Regions from separate parts of the Homo sapiens genome. Here all the other regions are linked to region 1. A link is an interaction called in ENCODE POLR2A ChIA-PET data of the cell type or tissue named here. Cell type or tissue: HepG2. All regions are shown on one strand.

Region 1 (8,000 bases):
GGTTGTAGTGATAGTTGTCAACAGCCAATACAGAAACAAAAAAAAACAAAACAAACAGCAACAACAACAACAAAAAAAAACAGAGAAGACACAAACACAATGCCACAATGCCATTTTAGGCATAATTTTAAATGAGTAATATTATATGTTGAAATCCAAATTTTCAGAAAAACATTAGTGTATTTTATTTTTGTTTAAAGAAATAACCATCTCAACTCAGAACCCCATGTGCATTTTGGCCATTTTGTTTCCAATAGTTTCATAAACTTTCTTAAGTAACTACTGCACATTGTTCCTTATATTCCTTGTGATCAACATTGCAATACACAACTGGGAGGGCTACTAGAACTGGTGTAGAAGGAACTTGTGAGATTGATCATTTTCTCTGTTTTTTACATCTAGGATTTTGAGTCTGGTTGGAGGAATGTCTTTTTCCTGTCTGCTGCAGTCAACATGTTTGGCCTGGTCTTTTACCTCACGTTTGGACAAGCAGAACTTCAAGACTGGGCCAAAGAGAGGACCCTTACCCGCCTCTGAGGACATAAAGTTACAAACTTAAATGTGGTACTGAGCATGAACTTTTTAAACATTTTTTACTTCTCTCCATATTCCTGACCATAGACTCAGCAGTTCTTAACTCTGGCTGTGTGTTAGTCTTCCCTGGGGAGCCTTTATAAGACACTGATACTTGGGACCCACTCCAGAGATTCTGAATGAATTGGTCTGGGGTGGAACCCAGATACTACTAATTTTTAGATACTCCTTAGAGGTTTCTAGCATGCGCCCGGGGTTGACAACAGCTGGACAAACTTGAAAAGTCAATTCATGTGGCCTTTGAATTTTCCTCATTGGAAAGTACTAAATAAATAAAAATTCATGTGAAAATGATCACTGATAAATATCTTCATGGTGGGGCAGGTTATTGGATGCAGAGAAGATCTGCTCGGAATTGTAGCCATATGTTACAGATCTCAGCACCGATCGGAACTGTAAAGCTATAATCCCCAGAATTAAAGTTTTTATTATTTTTTATACATTGTAAAACATAGACGTTTATTTATGTGATTAAATTCTATTAAAATTTACATGCTAAAATAAAATAGACCATTTTCAAATTATTTAGATCCAGATATTTCCATCAGATTAAACAGATATTTATTTATCCTAGCCCAATTGCAAGAGATTAATGATGAGAAAATGACCAATACAAGATTAAATAAATGAGGTTAACTTAGAAATCAAGGACAGAGAAGATAGAACTGGAAGGCTTGTATTGTGAGAAGAATGAATGTGAAGGAAGGCAATGTAGACACTTCCAGAAGGGATAGCAATATAGTTTAGACCATATAATGAAAATTGGAGAGAGATGACAGAGACACTTTCAAGTGAAATGACAATTTATATGGGGGAGAAAAATATTGAAGACATAACAAGATGAGAAAAGGCATAGAAATGTATCACATACAAGGCATAGAAGTGTATCACATACAAGAGAAGTTCCTTTTGAGCGTAGAAAAAGATAATTTAACCTTCTTCATATTTTTCTTACTTTCCCAAGATACTCAGATAGGCAGCGTCAACTCTAACAGGAATTAATTTGGCTCCTAACACTTAAGACATATCCTTTAGTTTGTCTCCTCACACAGAACTGATTCTGGTTTTGCCACAACATGTCTAGAGAAGAAGTTCCCACCATATTTTAAATCCTATTAAAAAACTGCTTGGACAAGAACCTTGGGTTAATTCAGCAGATGAAGAGAATCTCCTAATGCAAATCAATGGGTATTTTTGAGCAAGTTTTTCAGAAAAACAGAGTGTCAGGCCCTGAGGGTGGTACTAAGATGAGAACATTGATTTTGCCTTCATGATATTGACAACACAAAGAGGAAAGGGGGTTTGCAGAAAACTAAAAGAAGAAGTAGAAGAAAAAAGAAAGACATAGTATAATAGGTAGTCAAATTATGTACAGAAAAAAGAGAAAAAAAAAACAAAAAAGGGTGGGGGACAGACAACCCAACTAAAAAATGGGCCAATGACTTGAACAGGGACTTCATAAAAGAGAAAATGTAAGTGGCTCCTTAACATATAAAAAGATGTTCAACTTCATTAGTCATTACAGAAATGAAAATCAAAACTACAATGAAATACCACTATAAAATTAACTAATGGATAAAATGAAAGGAGATGGAAAACAAAATGTTGCCAGACATGTGGAGCAACTGGAACTTTCATACGTTACGAATGTGAACTTTGGAAAGCTGCTCGGCAATATCTCCTAAAGCTAAATGTACAATTCCAGTGACTCAAACATTTTACTTAGAAATGCACATATACATCCATAAAACATGTACAACAATGTTCATAGGAGCACTATCTGTAATAGCCTGAACAGGAAGTTGTCTGTTAAAAAAAGAATGAGTAAATAAACCACGGTCTATTTGTATAGCAATGAGAATTAACAGACCCCAATATATAATAGATGAATGGGTCTCATAAGCACAATATTGATTAAAGGAAGACAAAACGCACATTCTTTTAAAGGTTTATAAAATACTTTTTAAAAACAGCTACAACCAATCTGTCCTGTTAAAAATCAGTGAGCGATTTCCCTTGTGCAGGGATGGGGGTTGTGGCTGGATGGATGGTACTTAAGAAGTGCTCCTGGGGTACTAGAAATATTTTATTTCTTGACTTGGATGTGTGTTTACTTTGTGAATATTGTACATTTATGATTTGTGCACGTTTATGAATGTAGAAAATAAAACAGAAAGCAAATTCAAAGTATCATCCTTTTGAGAGCTTCTGCTCTGACTTCGTTTTGACCAATGGAGCAGTTGGGAAGGGGTCTTGGTCCTTCGGTCCTTTGCTTTTTTTTTTTTTTTTTTTTTTTTTAGACAGAGTCTTACTCTGTCGCCCGGGCTGGAGTGCAGTGGCTCGATCTTAGCTCACTGAAAGCTTTGCCTCCCGGGTTCATGCCATTCTCCTGCCTCAGCCTCCCCAGTAGCTGGGACTACAGGCACCTGCCACCATGCCCGGCTAATTTTTTGTATTTTTTAGTAGAGACGGGGTTTCACCATGTTAGCCAGGATGGTCTCGATCTCCTGACCTCGTGATCCGCCCACCTGAGCCTCCCAAAGTGCTGGGATTACAGGTGTGAGCCACCGCGCCCGGCCCCTGGTCCTCTGCTTTCATGTTCTTCTTGGTCCTGTTCCTCCTCCTCTTTTGTTGGAACTTCCAGTATCAGAGCAGGAAGGAAGGCAATGGGTCAATCGATGCTGTCAGCTTTTGGATCAAACTGCAAGTTCTCAAACAGCAAAATTAATGAGCTCAGGCTTTGAAGAAACCATGACCCTGAAAGCATCAGTTGCTTCCAATTGCATCAGTTGCCACGGGTGATAAGAACAATGATGACTCAGAATGCCTAGGTTTTCCCAGCAGCTTCTCTGAGGTTTTCCCAGCAGCTTCTCTGATTGATTCCTGACAGATGACTTCGGTGTGTCAGACTTTCAGGGTATCTTTCCTTATGTGATGGTTTGAGGAAGAGTTACCATTCACATTCCTAATGGCTTCAGAATAGATGCAATTGTGAACTGATAGGAAACATTTCTAATTCATCTCCCCTCCCCATCCCTAAAGGATTGTTTCTAACAATAGTCATGAAAATTAATTCACTTTTCTCAAATAGTTTATTGTCATCTACCTAATGATGAGATGACTTACTTTTTCTCCTTGACTGTTAAATATTATGAATTATATTAATGTATTTCTTAATGTTGAGCTTTCCCTTGAATATTCTTTTGATGTACGACAGAATTTGATTCACTAATAGTTTATTTAGGACTTTGGCTGATGTACTGATATATGAGATTGGCTCTGTATGCATACATGTGTTTTGTGTATCTTTTTTGTGTCTGGATATGGAGCTTATGCTGATTTCAAAAACAAGAAAGGAGAACTTTCCTTTTTCCCCATTACTCTGAAAAAGATTGACTAGAATGGAATTTTTATAATTGCTGTTGTTATTTGAAAGCTTGAAAGCATTGGTTTGTAAAAATCATGCAGGCTGAAAGCCATTTTGAGGAGACTTTGATAACTTTCTCAATTTCCTTCAGTTACTGGTCTTTTAAGGGGTTTTATATTTTTCTTTGATCAATTTTGACCATTTATGTTATCTTGGAGGATCATCTATTTTACACACTATTTAAAGTATATTTGCAAAAATTCAACTGTTTTATCAGGCTATCTTTTTAATAATATATTCATTTTATCTATATCTGAGGTTTTAGCTTCTTTGTACTTCTGACCCAATTGCATGTGTGCTTTCTTTCTCCTTCATTAGACTACTTAGTCATTTACTAATTTTAAGAATAGCTTGTCTTTTATTTATTTACTTATTTATTTTTGAGACGGAGTCTCACTCTGTCACCCAGGCTGGAGTGCAGTGGCGCGATCTCGGCTCACTGCAACCTCCGCCTCCCGGGTTCAAGTGATTCTCCTGCCTCAGACTCCCGAGTAGCTGGGATTACAGTCATGCACCACCATGTCTGGCTAATTTCTGTATTTTTAATAGAGATGGGGTTTTGCTATGTTGGCCAAGCTGGTCTCAAACTCCTGACCTTAGATGATCTACCCACCTTGGCCTCCCAAAGTGCTGGGATTACAGGCATGAGCCACTGCGCCCAGCCCTGCTTGTCTTTTTATTTTATATTTGATTAGCTTTATCTTTTATCAAGCTTATGTCCTATTTCCCTTTGCTTTACTTCATATAAATTTTGTTTTGGATAGTTTATTTATTTTTCATTTAATTATGAAACAGGTTAAAGCTTAGAGGAAAATTGCTCCTCTAAGTCCAATTTTGTGGGCAGATTACATTTTGCTGTGTTGTGCTCCCAAATTCATTGTTCTTTTAATGCTTTATTTCTCAAGTTAATAACCTATATAGTAAAAAAGTGGCTGTTGACTCTCAGCTTTTTTTTTTTTTTTTTTTTTTTGTAGATACAGGGATCTTGCTGTGTTGCTCAGGCTGGTCTGAAACTGCTGGCTTCAAGGGATCCTCCTGCCTTGGTCTCACAAAATGCTGGGATGACAGACATGAGACACCATGCCTAGCCATGTCTCTCTCCTTATATATAATAAGAAAACAGACACACTGAGGCATCCTATCATCTCACTCTTGGTTTCACTACTGTTCTCTGGAAGTTTTGCTCTGACCTTTTGCAGTTAATGTATTAATTTTGCATTGAGTAGTTTCCATAGAAGAATTATAGCATTTGCATTCTGTTGGGTATTATACTTTTCACTGTTATTTGAACATAATTTGAGGGCTGAAACCAAGATGAGGCAAGTGAGGTGCCCAGGAAGCAATATTTAAGGAGGCATCCTTTCTTAGGCTCATGCAAGAACAGAATTGGCACATGAGAGTGAGTGCCTCCTTAATTTTGAGTGCTGGACACTTCTTGCTCACTTAGCATACCCCTGGACAATGAAGTGTTTTTTGTTTTGTTTTTTCATGTCCATCCTTTATCCTTCTTCATCTCAAAACATTTCAATGGAGTATTTTTTTGGAGCAGTACTTGGATGAGCCTCTGAGTCCCACAGTAGCTGAGAATTTATTTCATAGTACTCTTTATGATCACTGTGGAGCCTTAAAACATTGTAATATTAACTTAGCTGGGAACAGAAATTTTGTTCCACAATTTGTCTTATTCAGAACAGTATTGACTTCCTGCTAGTCTCTTCTGATGTCCAATATGAGGAAGTCTAGTTAGCCAGCTACTTTTTGTAGGAGAGCTATGTTTAGGCTAGGTGCTATAGGATTCTCTTTATCCTGGAATTCCTTCACCAAGATGTGCCAAGGTGTTAATCATTTTCTCTTGCTTTTTGGCTGGTGGTCTTAGAGTTTCCTTCGATTTTGTTTTATTTAGTGATTGTCCTCAATTTGTTTTCTTTACTAAGAATCTCTCTTCTATTTATCTGTATGGTAAAACCTTGTTGCCCATCTTTCTGGTTTCTGCTGACTTTCATTTTTGGACCTTTTACTTTGCTTTCTCCATGGACTTTTTGGTAGTGGAGGCAGGCAAACACTTTCCAAAGTCTTTCTCAATTTCCATCAATTTCAACTTATTTCCTAAAATTGCCTCAGAATGTGCCTATGTCCACAATATCCCTCCTTCCACTTTAGAAAGGAAAGGCATCCACACTTTATTTAGGTGCAATGCCTGAAGTGTAAACACTTTCTGGTTGTCAACAAAGGAGTACTTCCAAATATTGGTTTGGGGATAACCTGCTAATGATTAACACATTCACCTTGGCTCTTGGTTTGCCTGCTCCCTCTTCTTTTATCTGCTGTGTGTATTTTTTTTAATCACTGAGAATATGCACAGTATTGTATGTTTTATTATAAGAGAGGACTGGCCAGAGTGGGAATGTTCTGAATTCAGAATAACTGAAGCAGTACAGGATAGGAACTCATTCTTTCAAATGAAGCTGGCATATTTTCCCAGAGCACCAAATTTCAATATATATTTAAAAAACTTGATATGAATGATACAATAAAGTGGTTAGAACTTTTATTAAAATAAACTTATGTCATGAAATACTTATTCTAATTATAGTCACTCTTCATCTTATTTCATCTTATAACATGTTTAATGTTTTCTTTTATTTACAAAACAATTTATTTTTTGATGAAAAGTTTTAGAAATCAAGTTAAAAATATTCAAAGGAATGCCTAAAGTTTTCAAAATTCTTTTACATGTTGTACAATCAAAAGAGTCTGAAGACCATTTAGCTATCCAAATTGTTTATTTTTAAGCAGTATCCCTTCTAATATTTACTATTTATAATCCTTAAAAATTTGCCTTAGCACAGGAGAATTGCTTGAACCCAGGAGACGGAGGTTGCAGTGAGCCAACACAGTGCCACTGCCCTCCAGCCTCGGCGACAGAGTGAGACTCTGTCTCAAAAAAAAAAAAAAAAAAAAAAAAAAAAGGCCAAAAACAAATAAACAAACAAAAAAATCCGCCTTAACATTATTTGTTCATTAAAAACTTTCTTTAATACTACTAGTTTCCCTTTCCTCTCAGCCCATTGTCATATTTTGATTTTTATCACTTGCTTTGTAGGACATATGAGGTTTTTGTTTTTTTTTTTTTTTGGAGATGCAGTCTCCCTCTGTTGCCCGTGCTGGAGTGCAATGGCGCAATCTTGGCTCACTGCAACCTCTGCCTCCTGGGTTCAAGCAATTCTCCTGCCTCAGCCTTCCAAGTAGCTGGGATTACAGGCACCCACTACCACGCCTGGCTAATTTTTGTATTTCTGGTAGAGACGGGGTTTCACCATGTTGGCCAGGCTGGTCTCGAACTCCTGACCTCAAGTGATCCACAATCCTTGGCCTCCCAAAGTGCTATGATTACAAGCATGAGCCACCTGCCCAGCCAGAATATATGTTCATTTTGAGTCCTTTAACAAAGTCATAAGAATTTTAGGAATTCAGTTACTTTCTTGAGAAAATCTCTGAAAAGATGCCAATAATTTGTAGCCAATTATATTGATTTCTCTTTTTCATATTGAGAATTGTTTTTTAAAAAGTTTGTATGTGTGAAGATTTTTGCACTGTAGTTAAAGAAACCACCTGTGTGTTGGTTAAGCCATAAGTACATGTATTCAAATAAATTGAGGTGGGGTTACTCTGAGAATCAAAGGAAAACCTGAAGAAACAGGCAGCCTCAAAAGGTCTTAGCTGTAGCAACTTGCTCCATTGTTGAAATAAATAGGCTTGAACTTGTATTTTCCCTCTACTCAACATTTAAGGTCTCAGAAGATAATATAATTGGTGAAATTTAAGTAAAGTGCTCACTCTTTTGCTTTAACAAACCCTAGAGAGCTGGTAGGCAGAGCCTCAACAGACCGTTTTAGCTTCCAAAGGGAGTTCAGGACACCATGATTCACGACCACAATACATCACACATAATTGAGAAAAGATAGTTCCACCAAATAAA
Region 2 (8,000 bases), 62 kb before region 1:
ACAACTTTGAGTCAAGTAATATGGTACCATATATTAAGATTAACAACAACCTCGGCAATCCCAGTTTGGGGTATGTTCCCAAAAGAAATGAAAGCACCAGGATATAAGGATGCATGGACTAGAAAGTTATTGTAGCAACATTGTAATAACTAAGTTCTAAAAACAGCCTGAAGCTCCATCAGTAGGGATATGGTTACATATATTTATTATATTCTTATGGAATATTAGACATAAAAAGTAACGAGTAACATAGAAGAGACAGTGTATATATGTTACGTTTGTACAAACTTAGGGAAAGATATAGATCACCCTACCTAGAGAAGTCAGATTGGAGACGGGTGGGAAAAACCTTGAACTTTCTCCTTATATCCTTTATATTGTTTGACTGATTAAAATGTATTTGTTGCATCTGCTTGAAGGCAATGTAAAATAAAATAAACATACATTTAAAAATAAAAATAAAATTTATTCCTATCACTTTTGTAATAAAGCTGGGCACAGTGACTAACACTTGTAATCCTAGCACTTTGGGAGGCAGAGACAGGCAGATCACCTGAGGTCAGGGGTTTGAGACCAGCCTGGCCAACATTGTGAAACCCCATCTCTACTAAAAATACAAAAATCAGCCAGGCATAGTGGTGCGTACCTGTAATCCCACGCTACCCGGGAGGCTGAGGCGCTGGAACCCAGGAGGCAGAGGCTGCAGTGAGCTGAGATTGCGGCACTGCAAGCCAGCCTGGGTAACAGCGAGACTCCATCTCAAAAAAAAATTTGAAAAAAGAAAAATTTTAATAAACAGTGTTTAAGAGGGGAGAAATATTTAGTTAAAAGATAAGCCCATTTAAGAAATAGTTTCACTTGACCCGGAAGGCGGAGCTTGCAGTGAGCCGAGATCGCACCACTGCACTCCAGCCTGGGCGACAGAGCGAGACTCTGTCTCAAAAAAAAAAAAAAAGAAAGAAAGAAAGAAAGAAATAGTTTCACTTGAACCATATTATGATTCCTTCTGTAAAAGATGAGAGTAGGCAAATTGACTCAGTGAAATCCCAGCAAAACTTACACAAAGTCTTGTTCTTCCTTCCTGTCATCTGTATAGGATGAAATACAGAGTGCTTTTGGGTTTTGTTGTTGTTTGTTGTTGTGTATTTGAGGGGAACACAGGTCTATAATTCCTTTTCTGAAATCCCTGGAACAAAATGGGCTTTGCCATTCAAATTAGTTTAGAAGTTATAAAGGCAAAAAAATGCATATACTCTAAAGTTCAACCCCATCATGGCCTAAGGCAGAGCCCTGTAATCAAATTCATCAATATATCTGCAGCAAAACATTTATTCAAATTAAGTGGGATAAATAAAGACTTTTAAATAGTCTCATCTCAGTGCCGTTCAGGGTTGGCCACTGTGGAAGACAGACTCAAGGGTGGCCTTCTATGATTCCTGCCTCTTGGTGTTCACACCCTCGTAAAATTCCTTGTCTTTGAGTGTGAGCAGGGCTTATGAATTGCTTCTGACCAATAGGATATGGCAAAGATGATGGGATATAATTTCTATGATTACGTTTCATTATGTAAGACTCCATCTTGCTGGCAGATTTTCTCTAAAGAGTCTGTCTCCTGAGCTCTCTCTGAAGAAATAACTGGCCATGTTAGAAGCCCATGTGCAAAGAGCTGAGGGGTGGCCTGTAGAAGCTGTGGGCAACCTCCAGCCAACAGCCAGAAATAACCAGGGCCAAAGTCCTGCAACCATCAGGAAAGAAATTCTGCCTGCTACCTCAGTGAGCTTGGAAGTGGATTCTTCCTTAGCCTAGCCTCCAGATAAGAACACAGCCTGACCAACACCTTAACTGCAGCCTTATCAGACCCTAAGCAGCAGGCCCAACTAAGCTGTGCCCAGATTCCTGAACCACAAAAATTGAGATAACATATCAGTGTTGTATTAAGGTTCTAAATTATGGTAATTTGTTTGTACTAATAGATAACTAATATAACCACCAAATCATTTCAGGTTAGGCCAGATTTTTGTAGCCAAATGAATCATGATAAAACTTTCCATTTTCAGGGGTTTTTTTGATTTTGTACTTACGGATACAAATTTGTGAAAGTATAGTCAGCACTGATTTAAAAAATCAAGGGAGCAGGAAACTCAGTAAATGGTTCTAACATTTTGGAATCTGTAAATTGGTTGTAACATTTGTCATCTGTGTTATCTAAGTCAAGTTCCTAAAATATGTGAATGATAGGTTATCATACTCACCTACTTTTCTTGCATTGCTCTAAGAGTTGGCTGAGCTATTGATAATAAACACTATGATCAGATCTAATACCATGATGTGCTATTATGATCATGTGTCAGTCACAGGGCTAAGCACTTTGTACATGTTGATGCATTTAATTTTGATGATAACTCAATGAAGTAGGAGCTGTTAATATTTTCATTTTTCAGAGGGGGAAACCAAGTCACTTGGAGTAACATGGCTAATAAGTGAAAGAATAAGAATTTGAAAGGTTTGCACAGATAACCAGAATGCAATGCTCATCACATTCACTGAGCAGTGAATCATACTAACTAGAGAAAGTATGAAAGCTCTACTGAAATTAACTAAACAACCTCTCTGGCTGTGAGCCTGCCAAGGGACAGGTGGTAAACTTGGTTACTGCATAAGGCCCCTTCTATCCACAGTATTCAGGAATTCTTTAGTGAACATACCTTGATGACTCCTTAACATTTTCTTCACATCGAAGTAAAGCTTGGAAACATTGCACATAGTATGAAGTTCCAAGGAGACAGCCTCTGATGTTTCCAGCTTCACAGCCCAACTCCTAGAATAAGCAGAGGCGAGAGATTTCTTCAGAGGTGCATTCCATTCATTTCTATATACGCACACCCCTCCCCTCCTGCATTCAAACAGGACTTACCTGCTCAAAGTGTCATTCACATTCTATAAAGAAACAAAAAGAAAAGGTGAGCATGGGAACATCGGTATTTCATGGGGCTTGTCATGCAGGGCTATTCTTCTTTGCTTTACCCGAAGAAGTAAAGAGAGTTACCCTAGTCTTAGTCTTAGATATTGATGGATACTCAAACAAAGTAATTCCCACCAGTCTTAGGTATTGATGGATACCCAGATGGAATAATTCCTACCAGCTTCTGGGAGATTCAGCATGGCAGGATGTTTATCAACATTTGCATCTATTCTCATCCTTGCTGAAGTCTGAGGGCCAGGAGCTTTGTCCATGCTCCCTCTGTAAGGACTAGCTTTTGGTGATCGGATTTCCTTCACAGTGAGCCCAGATTAGAGAACACTTATCATAAAGGTCCTTAGTGGTGAATCTGTGCACAGCCCTGAGACTGGGCCACTGCCACTAAGATGGTGGTAGCAGGTATCACACAGTGGTAAAGCAATCATGCTATACACTCAGCCTTACAGTATAGTCACCAATCCTGTTAGTTAGAACCAGAATTAATGGCTCCAGATGTTTATCTTCCTACAGATAAAGCTGTAGATTGTACCATAACAGCTCTGGAGCAAGGGTTCTACAAGCAAATCAGGGAAAAGGTTATCACTCATTTTGGCTGCCCCACTTCATCACCCATCAGTCACCTAGTGGAGTATTTCAGGAGAGAGTCAACAACCAGGGTTCTCTGCACATGGGCCAAGGAGGCAAACAGTGGTAAATGTTATCCCGTGGTTTCATTTGGCCAAGCTGTGTTCCCTCAGAAGTTTATTTTTCTAATTGACATAAAGGTACCCTATAAATTAGTGAAGGCCAGCCTGATGGCACTGATGTACATCTAAAAGAAACATTACTTTATCTTCCCATGCTTCCTTACCATTCTCCTTTAATAGCACTATAACATACCTTTTTTCCCTACTCCAAGTACACAGCCTCACCTGCAGCAATTTCTGGGCTGAGCCCTGACATTTTTCCTCCAGTTCCAGGATGTGGCTCTTGAGTTCATTGCTCTTCAGCCCCAGACCAGCCTCATAGTCCCTCAGTCTACTCAGAGTCTGTTGTTCTTCTTTCTCCAGCCTCCAGAGATAAGACTTCTCTTCCTCATGTAGGAAACACTGGAGATTCTTAAAGTCAGACCGGATTTTTTGTCTCTGAATCTGTACCTTCTCCTGGAGTCAAGAAAGTATGGTCAAAAGGTGGAAGTAAACCAAATGTCCATCTATGGATGAATGGATAAACAAGAATGAAAGTCTGACACACGCTACTACATGACAAGCCTTGAAGACATTCAAGCAAAATAAGCCAGAAACAAAAGGGCAAATATTGTAAGACTTTGCTTATACAAGGCATCTGGAGTAGTTAAGTTCATAGAGACAGAAAGTAAAATAGTGGTTACAAGGTGTTGGCAAGACCAGAAAATGGACAGTTATTGTTTAATGGGTAGTGAGTTTCAGTTTAGAAGATGAAAGATGAAACTGAGTTGCAGTTTGGAGATGGGAATGGTGATGGTTGCACAACAATGTAACAATGTAAAAGCACTTAATTCTACTGAACTATATACTTAAAAGTGGTTAAATGCTTAAGTGTTATATATATTTTCACACAAACACACACACACACACAATCAGCCACTGGGACATTATTTTCTCATGAGTCACTGAAGCTGGAAGAATGTCCCCAGTTTCCTGCTGCAGAGTCATGTGTGGGAGGCAGGCACTCAGATGTGGAAGAGGTTGCCTCAGATTCCTTATAGTCACCCAATTAATTTTCTTGTTCTTCAGCCAAGACACAGGAGAAAGCTGGGTTAGGAGTGCTAGATAATTTAATTGTGAAACTAGGGCCAAGTTCAAACACTTTATCAGTTACAAGGATAAAAAGAGGTTTTTACTTATGATTTAAGAAGTTAGATTTCTGAGTTGGAGCGATTTTCTTGAAGTAAAAGCTTATAATGAACATCACCCAGACTGGATTTTAAGACAACCAGGCTGGTAAGAGGGTCCATAATTCTTGGCAGGGGGAGCTTTGAGTGTGACAGGCATTTATTATGGTTAACTGAGAAATACTGTTCTACTACCCTAGGGTCATCTTAAGCATTCCTATGTGTAAGACTGACAGAAATCAAGTGAAACTCTCATCTGAGGAGATGTAAAGTTGCAATTTCCATTAGTGCTGTCTAAATTAATGCAGTGGGAGTGTGTATTCAGGGCAATTTGAATCTATGTTCTTGGATTGCAGTCTTCAAACTTGGCCCAAATAAACTCTCTACTTATCTTAAAAAAATAAAAATTAAAAAATAAAAATAAATTCATACAGTGTTTTGATGACTATGATATAGAAGAAGGGTCTTTGACTTAGGATGAGGTGGAATTTTTGTGTAGGAGACAGGTGCAGCTTTAACTCTTGTATAGACGGGTTTTCATATATGTTAGTTACAATCAAGGTCTTCCCCATTGCCCAAGATCCTAGAAATGGGGGAAGTAAGAGTGTACTCAGGAGCTCAAGAGCAACATCCACAAACAAAGATCAGGGTAGAGGTTAGAGAGGACTCCTGAAAGAGAGAAAATTGGTAATCAGCTTGTGGGATTTTACTGCAAGCTAGTGAATTATATAAATATAAAGATTGGTGCAAAAGTAATTGTGGTTTTTGCCTTTACTTTAATGGCAAAGACCGCAATTACTTTTGCACAAACCTAAATATTTCCATAAAAGAATGTGGCTCTGATAATGTGGAGGTTAGTCAGCCACGGAAATAATCTGAAAGTTTGTAGTTGCAAGTGTGTAGGTTGTTGCATTACTTGTGATGTACTTATAAATCAAGTATAGGCCGGGTGCAGTGGCTCACGCCTGTAATCCCAGCACTTTGGGAGGCTGAGGTGGGTGAATCACGAGGTCAGGAGATCAAGACCATCCTGGCCAACATGGTGAAACCCCGTCTCTACTAAAATACAAAAAATTAGCCAGGCATGGTAGCACATGCCTGTAATCCCAGCTACTCAAGAGGCTGAGGCAGGGGAATTGCTTGAACCCGGGAGGTGGACATTGCAGTGAGCTGAGATCGCACCACTACACTCCAGCAAGACTCCATCTCAAAAAATAGTAATAATTTAAAAATAAATAAATAAATAAAGTATATTTCTTTCATCAGCTTCATGAGCTAGAGTAGTATGAATTTCAATCTGGAGTGATCCTGTTTTCTAAGTGTTCACAAAGCTTGGTTTCTGTACCTGTAAAGTTGAGAGCCAGATGCTCCACTGTGGTAAAAGTGCCAGGGTAATGAGTTGAGGCCTGCAAACCAGGTTTATTTTGACGTATTTAAAGTTTGAGACCCACTCGATGCTTTTTCTAGGTAAATAGTCATACTAATTCTGCTTCTTCTGACTGAAGTATCAGGAATCCCAGCCAACTACAGTTTAAAGATGGAAAGATTGGTGCTAAATACTCATGGATGTAAACCTGGAACCAGGGGCATAAGTACAAATAATGGTTTCTTCCTTGGGTTTCATTTTTTCAATCTGGTTTAGTGAGAATAAATCCTCATTGTGCTTTTCCTCAATCATCCCCTATGCCTAAGCTCTAGAATGGAAAATAGCTTGAGATCAATGAAGTCAGATTCTTACTTTCCATTTAGTTATTCGCATTGCTGTGGACAGCTTCTGCTCCGTACATCTGTCTTCAAGTTGCTTCAGTTTTGTCACAGCTTTCTGGAGCTTTTCCTGAAGGAAAAATTTGATAAGTGAAGCCTATTCAATTTGACTCTTCATTAGGGACCTAGGGGGAATCCCAATCTTCTAAGATATATTTGAATAATAGTGAATATTTATAGAGTCCTCATTGTTTTTTGCTAGAGAGCATGCTAAAGGCTATATGTGCAGGAACATACTGATCCCCTTGGCAACCCTGAATAGTTGGTAGGATTTTAAACTTCATTTCTGTGCTGTAGAAAATGAGACTAAGAAAGGGGTAAAATAACTTGCCCAAAGGGCTATGACTGCCAGGTGGTGGAGCAACAATTGCAATCTCATCTGCTGACCCAGAGCCTGAGCTATGTCCACCACTAGAGTCCTGCCAGGAAAAAGTTGGATATAGAACAAGGTAATCATCATCTAAAAGATTTTGTAAAACAACATGCTGAACCAAGCAAAACCAATACCAGTGTTTGGCACACATGAAATTTTGTGTCTTATGAGTCAGGAAAAATCAGGATGCCAGCTGGTTATTAGAAACAGTTCATGGAAGAGGGGAATTCTGGTATCTTTTGAACAATGGTATCATGAATCCAATTTAAAATGATTTAGTATTCATGTCAAGCTTTTAGCTTATTCTTCAAAACAGTTTCTCATATTTCTATTGAAAGTGATTTGAAGCTGACCCAAATTGCTAATTGTAGTCAATGCTGAAAGAATTGTCTCCTGTCCTCTGTAAACCCAACAAGTATACTCATTCATTCTCGAGTGTTCTCAGGAAAAGGTTCTATGTAACTGTTTTAGCAAAAGATGACATTGTCCTTACTATATGCCAAGTGCTATTCTATGCATTCTATATTTTAATGTCCTCAAAGCTTATAACCACCTCCTGTGTATGTGTTTTAGGGAGGGAGGACACTGCTATTATCCCCATTTACAGATGGAGAAACCAAGGTGTGAAGACATTAAGTAACGTGCCCAAAATTGCCCATCTAGTAAGTGACAAAACTCAATTTCAACATAAGCTGGTTCCTTTTCTTACTACTTGGTGGAAAAGTAATTCAAATGGGAATATGATCATCGCAGTTATTAGCTGCTCCATGGAGTTTAAGGAAGAGCTGCCATGAGCTGAGTGGTGGTCATGATTGACATGTCCTTAGAAGGACTTAGAGCCTTCATACAAGACCACCTCTGCCTCATGGAGGACAGAATAAGGAGCCTGACACTGGAGACAACATTTTCCTCAAATTTAGGCAGGACAGAGAAGGAAAAAGGACATCAGGACTATGCCCATTCCTCCATGCTGCCAACAGCAAAGTCCCACCTTCCTTAATATGCTTTCTGGCAAGAAATCTGGATGGTAC
Region 3 (8,000 bases), 270 kb after region 1:
TTTATTATTGTTTAGTGACCTTTTATCTCTTGTACATTTTTTTGCTCTATTAAAGTTTATTTTACCTAATATTATTATAGGTGCATCCACTTTCTTTTGTAGTATTTGCTTCATCTAGCTATTTTTATCCATTTACATTCATCATCTTGCATGTTTTAGATGGTATCCATAGAATATTTAGCTATTTTTACTTATCATAATTACTGATATATTTGGATTTATTTCATGTTATTTTTCCTGCCTTCTGTATGCTTATTTTTCCCTTCTGTCCTCTCTGCTTTTTGCTTGATAAAGATTTTTCATTCTCATTTTTCCTATTTATTAACTTGGAAATTATGTATTCATCTTCTGTTTCAGTTTTTTTAATCCTAGAGATATCAACATGCATACATGACTTTTAAAGTAAAAATTAATACATTTACAGCCCTTGCACATAACGTTAAAACCTTAGGATATTTTAGAACTGTCCACCCCATCCCATCTTACATACTATTGTTATTATGTATTTTAAGTGTATTTTAAATCCACAAAATATTGCCATTATTTTTTCATCTAGTAATATTTGTTTAGATTTTCCCATATATTTGTCATTGTTTTTGCTCATCTAATTCTTCTTGCATTTCAGAAATTCCATCTGGGATTACTCTTATTCTTCTGAAAGTGCATCCTTTAAAATCCTCTTTATTCGAGGCCTGTTGGAGGAAAAGTCATCATCTGTCTGAAAATGTCTTTATTTCACCTTTGCTCTTGACAAAAAACGTTGCCAGATATTGATTTTTGTGTTGACAGCTACTTTCTCTTAGAATGCTGAGATTATCTTTCCCTCAGGACCTTCTGAATGCCTTCGCTGCTGTTGAGAAGTCAGCTGTTTGTCTGTATGTAATTCCCTTGCAGGTCTCCGTTGTTTTGCTCTGGCTGCTTTAAGGATTTTTCTCTGTCTTTGGAGTTCTGTGGTTTTAGTACAATATGTCTAGAGATTTTTTTTATCCTGCTTAAAATTCATGGGGCTACTTGAATCTGTGATTTGATATCTCTCATTAGCTCTAGAAAAGTCTCAGCCATTTATTCTTTAATTTCTCTCTCTCTCCACTCCTTCCCTCCCCCTAACCATCTCTCTCCGCTTTTCTCCTGTGATTCTAATTAGAAATATATTAATCCTTCTCACTCTAAGTCTCCTCCTCATCATTACTATTCATATTTTCTGCCACTTTGTTTCTTTGTGCTGCATATTGCATAATTTTTTCAGATCCATCTTTTAATTCACTGATGCTCAGTGCAGCTATATTTAATCAATTGTTAAAGTCATCATTTAAGTTTTTAACATTATATATTTTGTTCTTTTTAAAATATGTTTGATTACGTCTCGTAGTTTCTTGTTCTCTCCTATTTTCCATCTTTTATTGATTTAAACTGATTAAAAATAACTATTGAACATTCTATTTTTTATTTTTCCCATCTCTGAAGTCTGATTCTACTGTGTGTTATTCCTGCTAGATCTCACTAATAGTGACTTATTTTCTTATGTTATTTTTATAATTTTGACTGTATACATTCATAAGTCTTGGAACTTTTTCTATGGAAATACTTTAAAGCCTAGGCTGAAGGTGAATTTCTCCAGAGAGGATTTGCATTTGCTTATACCAGATGTCTATGGCATTATCTGCCCAAGGTAACTTTAAACTAAATTCATAGACTGAGGTTTTTTTGTTTTGCTTTGTTTAACAGCCAGTTAGAATGAATTCAGACAGCAAACATGTATGAGGGCCAATTTGTGGTTAGGAATTCTTAAGTTAGATGATTTTTCTCTTCCATCTGCACCTCAGTTTGAAATAGATACTTTTTAATGAAGTCACTTGGGCTTTATTATTTCTAGATTCCACTAACATTGACGGGACTCCTCCTTAGGCTTTCTCTCTTAATGCTGTGAAATTTGAAGGAAAATTCACCTTATTTGCTAAATATTTTCAAAGCAGAAACTAGATCCAGCCTACACTTACCTCTCTGCATTTCTGTTTTCACTTAGCTGAGACCCTTAGTATCTTTTACTAAATGGTCCATGCATCAGAGCACTTTTAAGAGTTTGAAAATAGTCTATCCAACATTTTCAGTTTTTCTTCAGTGGCTGGGTGCGATGGTTAATACGGAGTGTCAACTTGATTGGATCGAAGGATGCAAAGTATTGATCCTGGATGTGTCTCTGAGGGTGTTGCCAAAGGAGATTAACATTTGAGTCAGTGGGCTGGGAAAGGCAGACCCACCATTAATCTGGGTGAGCACCGTCTAATCAGCTGCCAGTGTGGCCAGAATATAAAAACAGGTAGAAAAATGTGAAAAGGCTAGATTGGCTTAGCCTCCCAGTTTACATCTTTCTCCTGTGCTGGATGGTTACTGCCCTCGAACACTGGACTCCAAGTTCTTCAGCTTTGGGACTCAGACTGGCTTCATTGCTCCTCAGCTTGCAGACAGCCTATTGTGGGACATCATGATCTCGTGAGTTAATACTACTTAATAAACTCCCCTTTATATATATATGTGTGTGTGTGTGTGTGTGTGTGTGTGTGTGTGTGTGTGTATCTTATTGGTTCTGTCCCTTTAGAGAACCTAGACTAATACAGTGGGTGAGCAGCATACTTCATCCACCACATCGTTAGAGATCATTGAGTTCTTAATGTCAAGACTCCTTTTAAAAATTTCAATTTTTCTGTGTAGATGCTAAATTAAAAAGTGTGAAACTTTATTTTTTGTAAATCTCAATCATTACAGTGATGAACAGGTTTGGTGTGGTTTCTTTCCTTCTCTCTTTCTTTCTTTCTTTGTCCTTTCTTTCCTTCTTTCTTTTTCTTTCCTTTTCTTTCGTCTTTCTGTCTTTCTTTCATCCTTCTGTCTTTTTTTTGTCTTTCTGTCCTTCTTTCGTTTCTTTTTTCAACACCGTAAAGTTCTTCTACCCATGGTATTCTTTTTGAGAATAAAGTAGAAGCCTGAGGCTAAAGACACAACAAAGGAGAAGAAAGTGATTTATAAAATTTGCTTATCACACATGCTTATTAAAGTATGTATAATCGTGTGTGCATAATTATAATGTCTTATCTTTGTCAGTCTTGGAATTTCAGAGATATTATTATTATAGGCTGAAACATTTTCTGCAAACCTTTGAAGACTTGAATAAAGCCAGCTGGTGAATTACAATGCAGGACGGAATAAGCACAAATTTACCAGATAATCTGGATATTTAATTAGCTGCTTGACTGCTGCTGATTACAAACCTCCCCCGCAATCCCCTTGGAAAGAGCTGCTCTCAATGTGCTCCACACAGTTAAGTCCTCTGAATGGGTAAAGATGGAGAAAGTTGGACTGATAGCAACTGCCATGCTAAATTCAGATGATCCACCTAAAACTTCCATCACTAGATCTGGAAAGGAGTTTTTACAGCATCTAATTCAGTGTTTTCCAAACCTTCCCTGCTCATAGTCTAATTTGGGTTAGGAGTGCTCATACAGTATAAAGATTCCTGGTTGCTAGCCAAGATCTGATGGATTAATATTCCTAGAGCAAGGGCCTGGAATCTGTATTTTAAAAAGCCATCTAGGAGATTTTAATCATCGATAAAATTTGGGAAACACTGATCTAGCATTGTTGAGAAAAACAAGACCCAGAGAGATGGGATGCCTAAGGTCACCCAGGTTTCCTGACTAGCTGTCTTGTATCCTTTTCTTTACCTCTATGGAAGGTTGTGGGGAAGGATAAAACTGACCTGTATCATCTGCCTCCAACTGCCCAGTCATGGCAGTGGGCACATGTGAGCACTTGGACAAGTTAAGAGAGCACCAAAGACATATGAGTTAGGGATTGTACTTTCCCTAATCATGAAGGATATTTTAAGGATCCTTATGAACAATCCTATGAAGGATCTTTTTAAGGATTAAACAGAACAAACTACTTCATTCTTCAAATCCTAGTGGTTACAGTGAAGGTCAACAGGATTTCACTGCGTTGCTTGTTTTCTTCCAGTTTCTACCTCATTCAAACTGGAAGTCCTTTTCACACAAAGCCTTGCCTAGTGTGATATCTCCTGGTGCACATTTAAACACCAGCCAAGGCTTATGCTTGGTAACTGGAGTTTTCTACGTAGAGAAAGGTGAGTGGCTTTAGGGCATGGTATTGTATGTATGCCTATTAATGTCTAGAGCCAGGAGTAAGTGCACAGGAGGGGTTCAAGTTTTCTGCTTGGAACTGAAGGGGACACTTCCAAGGAAAGAAAAAAGTTGGGGCATGCACAGGAGGGTTCTAGCATTCTGACCTTTTGTGCCTGATTTAAACTGGTATTTTCCCAAGAATGAATGCATTTGTGTGAAGCATTCCAAGAGTTGAGCCTCTTTTCAGAGAAAGGTTAATATTTTTCTAGGTGCCTACCCAAACTTTCATGGGAGAGTCCAACTTAATAAATTCCTCAAATAAACAGAACAAACAAAGGTTCACTTGTTTCCTGGGGAGAGCTGCCTCTGTGTTGAACAGAATGCATTTCATGAGGCTATAAGCAACTGCTGAGATGTTTGCATCTTCAGAAAGCTCAGAGATTCATCAATATTTACCTGGAGAGATTTCAAGTTGTTTTGCTGACATTATGTGGATTAATATTTCCTTGATAGAAATTTGGCAAATCCGGTTGCCGAATACCTCTATGCTAAATTTAAAAGGAATGGCAGAGTTACCCATGGGTAACAGTTTGATTCCAAACATGAACTTATCTTGTATCTAAAACCCAAGCTCTTTGGGGCTTCTATTCAGACACAGACAGAAGGAAATACAGCACAGGACTGAAAGAGGGTGCAATCTTAGAAGGAGCTCATGTTTCCAGCTTCTTCCCTTGTTTGTTTTAGGGAATCCATTAAATAACACCCCCTTTTCCCCAATTGAGAAATACAACACAGAGCTAGGTGAAAAATCAAAATACTAGCTTTATCGCTAGTAAAATCTAGAAAGGAGGATATGGCTAATATGTGAGCATCATAGGCTTCCTAATATTTTCTGATTTCTGAAAGAAATGTACCCACAAGCCTCAGGAAGAGCTGAGCAGCCACAGACATCTCCATCATAGGAAGAGGCTAAGCTTATCATGTGGTACAGAAGAGGCCAGAGTGCACCTCGGGGTAGACAGAGCTATAGAGTCAGCATACTCAGCCCCTGTTATGGACTGAATTGTGCCCCCCCCCGCGATTCATATATTGAAGTTCTAACCCCCAATATGGCTGTAGTTGGAGATAGGGCCTTGAGGAAGGTAATTAAGATTAAGTAGTGTCATAAGGATGGGGCCCTAATCTGATGGAATTGGTGTCCTTATAAGAAGAGGAAACAAGAACAGAGATAGATTCTCTCCCTGTGTGCATAGATGAAAGTTTATGTAAGTTCACAGTGGGAATGTGACTGTCTTCAAGTCAGGAAGCGAGGTCTCACCAGAAACCAACCGTGATGGCACCTTGATCATTTTAGCCCCCAGAAATGTGAGAAAATCAATTTCTGTTGACTAAGCCACCCAGTCTGTGGTATTTTGCTGTGGCAGCCCAAGCAGACTAATATAGCTCCTTTTTCTAAATTCACCAATTTATAAAATCACTAAGTTCACCAGTGGGAAGGAGAGAGGATATACACGTGCATCTGAAGAAAAATGGCAATTATTTAGTTCACATTTCCCCTTTTGGGGTATGGAATGGAAACAGCCTCCCTTTTGTGGAAATTTGAGGAGAGGAGAACAAGAATTCCTCCTTAACATGCTCCCCATGGGAATGCTGCCTCTAATTATTTCTGACAGGTGGCGTGTCCAGCCTCTGACCCAAATACCAAGGAACAAAGTCTCCTCCTCCTTAGGCATCCCACTCCACCTTTGGAGAGCTCAGGGAAAATTGCCTTCAACAAAATCTACGCCCTGCAGTGCTCCAACGTAAGCCACAGAAATCTAGGCTGAAGCTTCTCTCATTTCACAGATTTACAGACATTTAAGGATACCTGTCTCTTGCCTCCTTATTCTTCCCTTTCTTGAGTTAAACACACATGGGTCTCTTAATAGCACCGAGTGGTCCCCAGGACACTCTAGTGGGTCTCTAGCCATTGGGTCCTTCTGCGGGGGACCTTAACTCAGTACTCTAGCTCAGTCTGATTGGACAGGGATGGAGCAAGTTCTTTGTGCTACTTAGTTACTACACAACCACTGAGGCGAGACTCAGGTGTACTTGCAGCCCCGGACAGGCTGAGTAGCTTCCTTCCATGCTCTGAACATAGAGCCCTGTATGCACTGGTGCCCAGCTGAGGGCTCATAGGCCCCTGGACAAGCGTCTCAGGTAAGTAAATATTTGGTCTGTTATTCACCTCTTAGTGAATGTTCTGACATACTATTGAAAGCTCACAGAGAGTTGTCATTGGCCATAATCTCCAGGTCTCTGACCACCAAGTCACCCTACTCTATTATTGTGCCCTTCTTTTTTAAACCTAAATGTAAGACTTTGTTTGTTTGTTTTATCCTGGATACATTTTAGCGTTTTGGTTCCAGTCTGATTATAGCCCTTTCTTTCAAAGCCCCAGCTCCAAATCCCCTCACCTCCACTTTCTTATTCCATCCTCCTGCCTCCTGTCAACAGAGGATCTATTCCTAATATTTCACATTGGGTATGATGTGGGCACTAAACAATCAGAAAGGACACTAACCACAGTGCAGGGGGCTAAGGGAGAGGCCTGGGCCCCCTGCTGTATCAGGTTGTATTCCTTTTTGGGGGTTGGGGGTGGGGGCTAGATTACAGAAAGATCTAACGGGTCCTAATGGAGAGGCTGAGTTTGCTAAGCTGGTAGGGGAGGCGGCCTGCAGGTGTTCTGGACAGTGGCTATTACCAGTTGGTAAGGAACTACATCGGTATTGTATCAACTGTTGTGGGAACAGCTGATGGATCTTTTAAATCTGAGTTCTTCCTAGACTGAGGAAGCATGATGACCCTAATGCTCCTGGCAGGGAAATGGAGTTCAGAACTGTGACTTGCTCATGGTCGACAGGCAGAGAGTGGCGGACTCAGAATCTTAACTCTGATCTCCAGCTTTCACGCTCCTGCCTGTGGTCAAGTTCCCATGATTTGCCAGTGAATATGACCAGACAAGATGAAGTATAAGAGAAGTAACAGAAAATGAGCAAAAATATTTTTCCCAGAAGCCAGACACAAAGACACCTACTATGTGATTACAATGTATATGAAATTTCTAAAAAAGGCAAAACCCTGCAGACAGAAAGGAGATCTGTGGTCATAAGATGTCGGGGATATCTACTTTTTTGACTAAAAACAGGCAGGATGGAACTTTTTGGGTGACGGAAGTGTTAAAAAAAAACTGGATGGTGGTGCTTGCACAATCAGATGAATTTACTAAAATTCATCAAACTATATTTAAAGTGGGTGAATGTAATGTTATATAAACTCTACCTCAGTAAAGCTGTTGACAAGGATTTTTTTAAAAAGGAGGCCTGGCACAGTGGCTCACACCTATAATCCCAGCACTTTGGGAAGCCGAGGCGGGTGGATTGCTTAAGGTCAGGAGTTCAAGACCAGCCTGGCCAACGTGGTGAAACCCTGTCTCTACCAAAATACAAAAATTAGCTGGGCGTGGTGGTGGGCGCCTGTAATCCCAGCTACTAGGGAGGCTGAGGCAGGAGAATTGCTTGAACCCAGAAGGCAGAGGTTGCAGTGAGCCGAGATCGTGCCACTGCACTCCAGCCTGGGCGACAGAGCGAGACTCCATGTCAAATAAATAAATAAGTAAATAAATAAATAAACAAACTTTTAAAAATTAAAGAAGAAAGAAAGCATTTGCCAACATGAATTCTACTCCATTCTATTAGTACATATTGTTTCACAGTTCTCTAAGCACAGAAGTTAGGCACTTCAGGGTTGGTGTTAACTCTTTCTCACAAATGATCTCAGTTTATAGAGCCATTTTAAACGGCCAGTTTATTTCTAGCTGGTCCATAA

What was found. ChIA-PET counts read pairs that join two places held together with the same protein. Peaks named below come from ENCODE experiments on the same cell type or tissue, not always from the same donor. Only the 100,000 strongest peaks of a DNase experiment are listed, where the experiment ranks them.
Region 2: POLR2A ChIA-PET joins it to region 1 with 6 read pairs; 3 of 35 experiments call an interaction of 5 or more read pairs at or near these places.
Region 3: POLR2A ChIA-PET joins it to region 1 with 5 read pairs; 4 of 35 experiments call an interaction of 5 or more read pairs at or near these places.

What each region holds. Positions count from the first base shown.
Region 1 is chr6:25,905,854-25,913,853 of GRCh38, reverse strand. SLC17A2 (solute carrier family 17 member 2) reads left to right here. Exons shown (of 12, transcript NM_001286123.3): 12 at 403-1,100. The coding sequence ends at 537. Among named protein-coding and RNA genes, the nearest start is that of SLC17A2, 21 kb to the left of the region's middle. In HepG2, no CTCF peak of the experiment used is centred here; DNase peaks (open chromatin) are centred at 3,363 and 6,263; H3K4me3 peaks cover 331 bases.
Region 2 is chr6:25,967,991-25,975,990 of GRCh38, reverse strand. It overlaps TRIM38 (tripartite motif containing 38), which reads right to left. Exons shown (of 8, transcript NM_006355.5): 4 at 6,571-6,666; 5 at 3,892-4,122; 6 at 2,915-2,937; 7 at 2,706-2,818. Among named protein-coding and RNA genes, the nearest start is that of TRIM38, 9.2 kb to the right of the region's middle. RefSeq lists an enhancer at 3,773-4,972. In HepG2, no CTCF peak of the experiment used is centred here; a DNase peak (open chromatin) is centred at 4,610.
Region 3 is chr6:25,638,906-25,646,905 of GRCh38, reverse strand. No RefSeq gene overlaps it. Among named protein-coding and RNA genes, the nearest start is that of SCGN, 9.3 kb to the left of the region's middle. In HepG2, no CTCF peak of the experiment used is centred here; DNase peaks (open chromatin) are centred at 785, 4,435 and 6,365; H3K4me3 peaks cover 380 bases.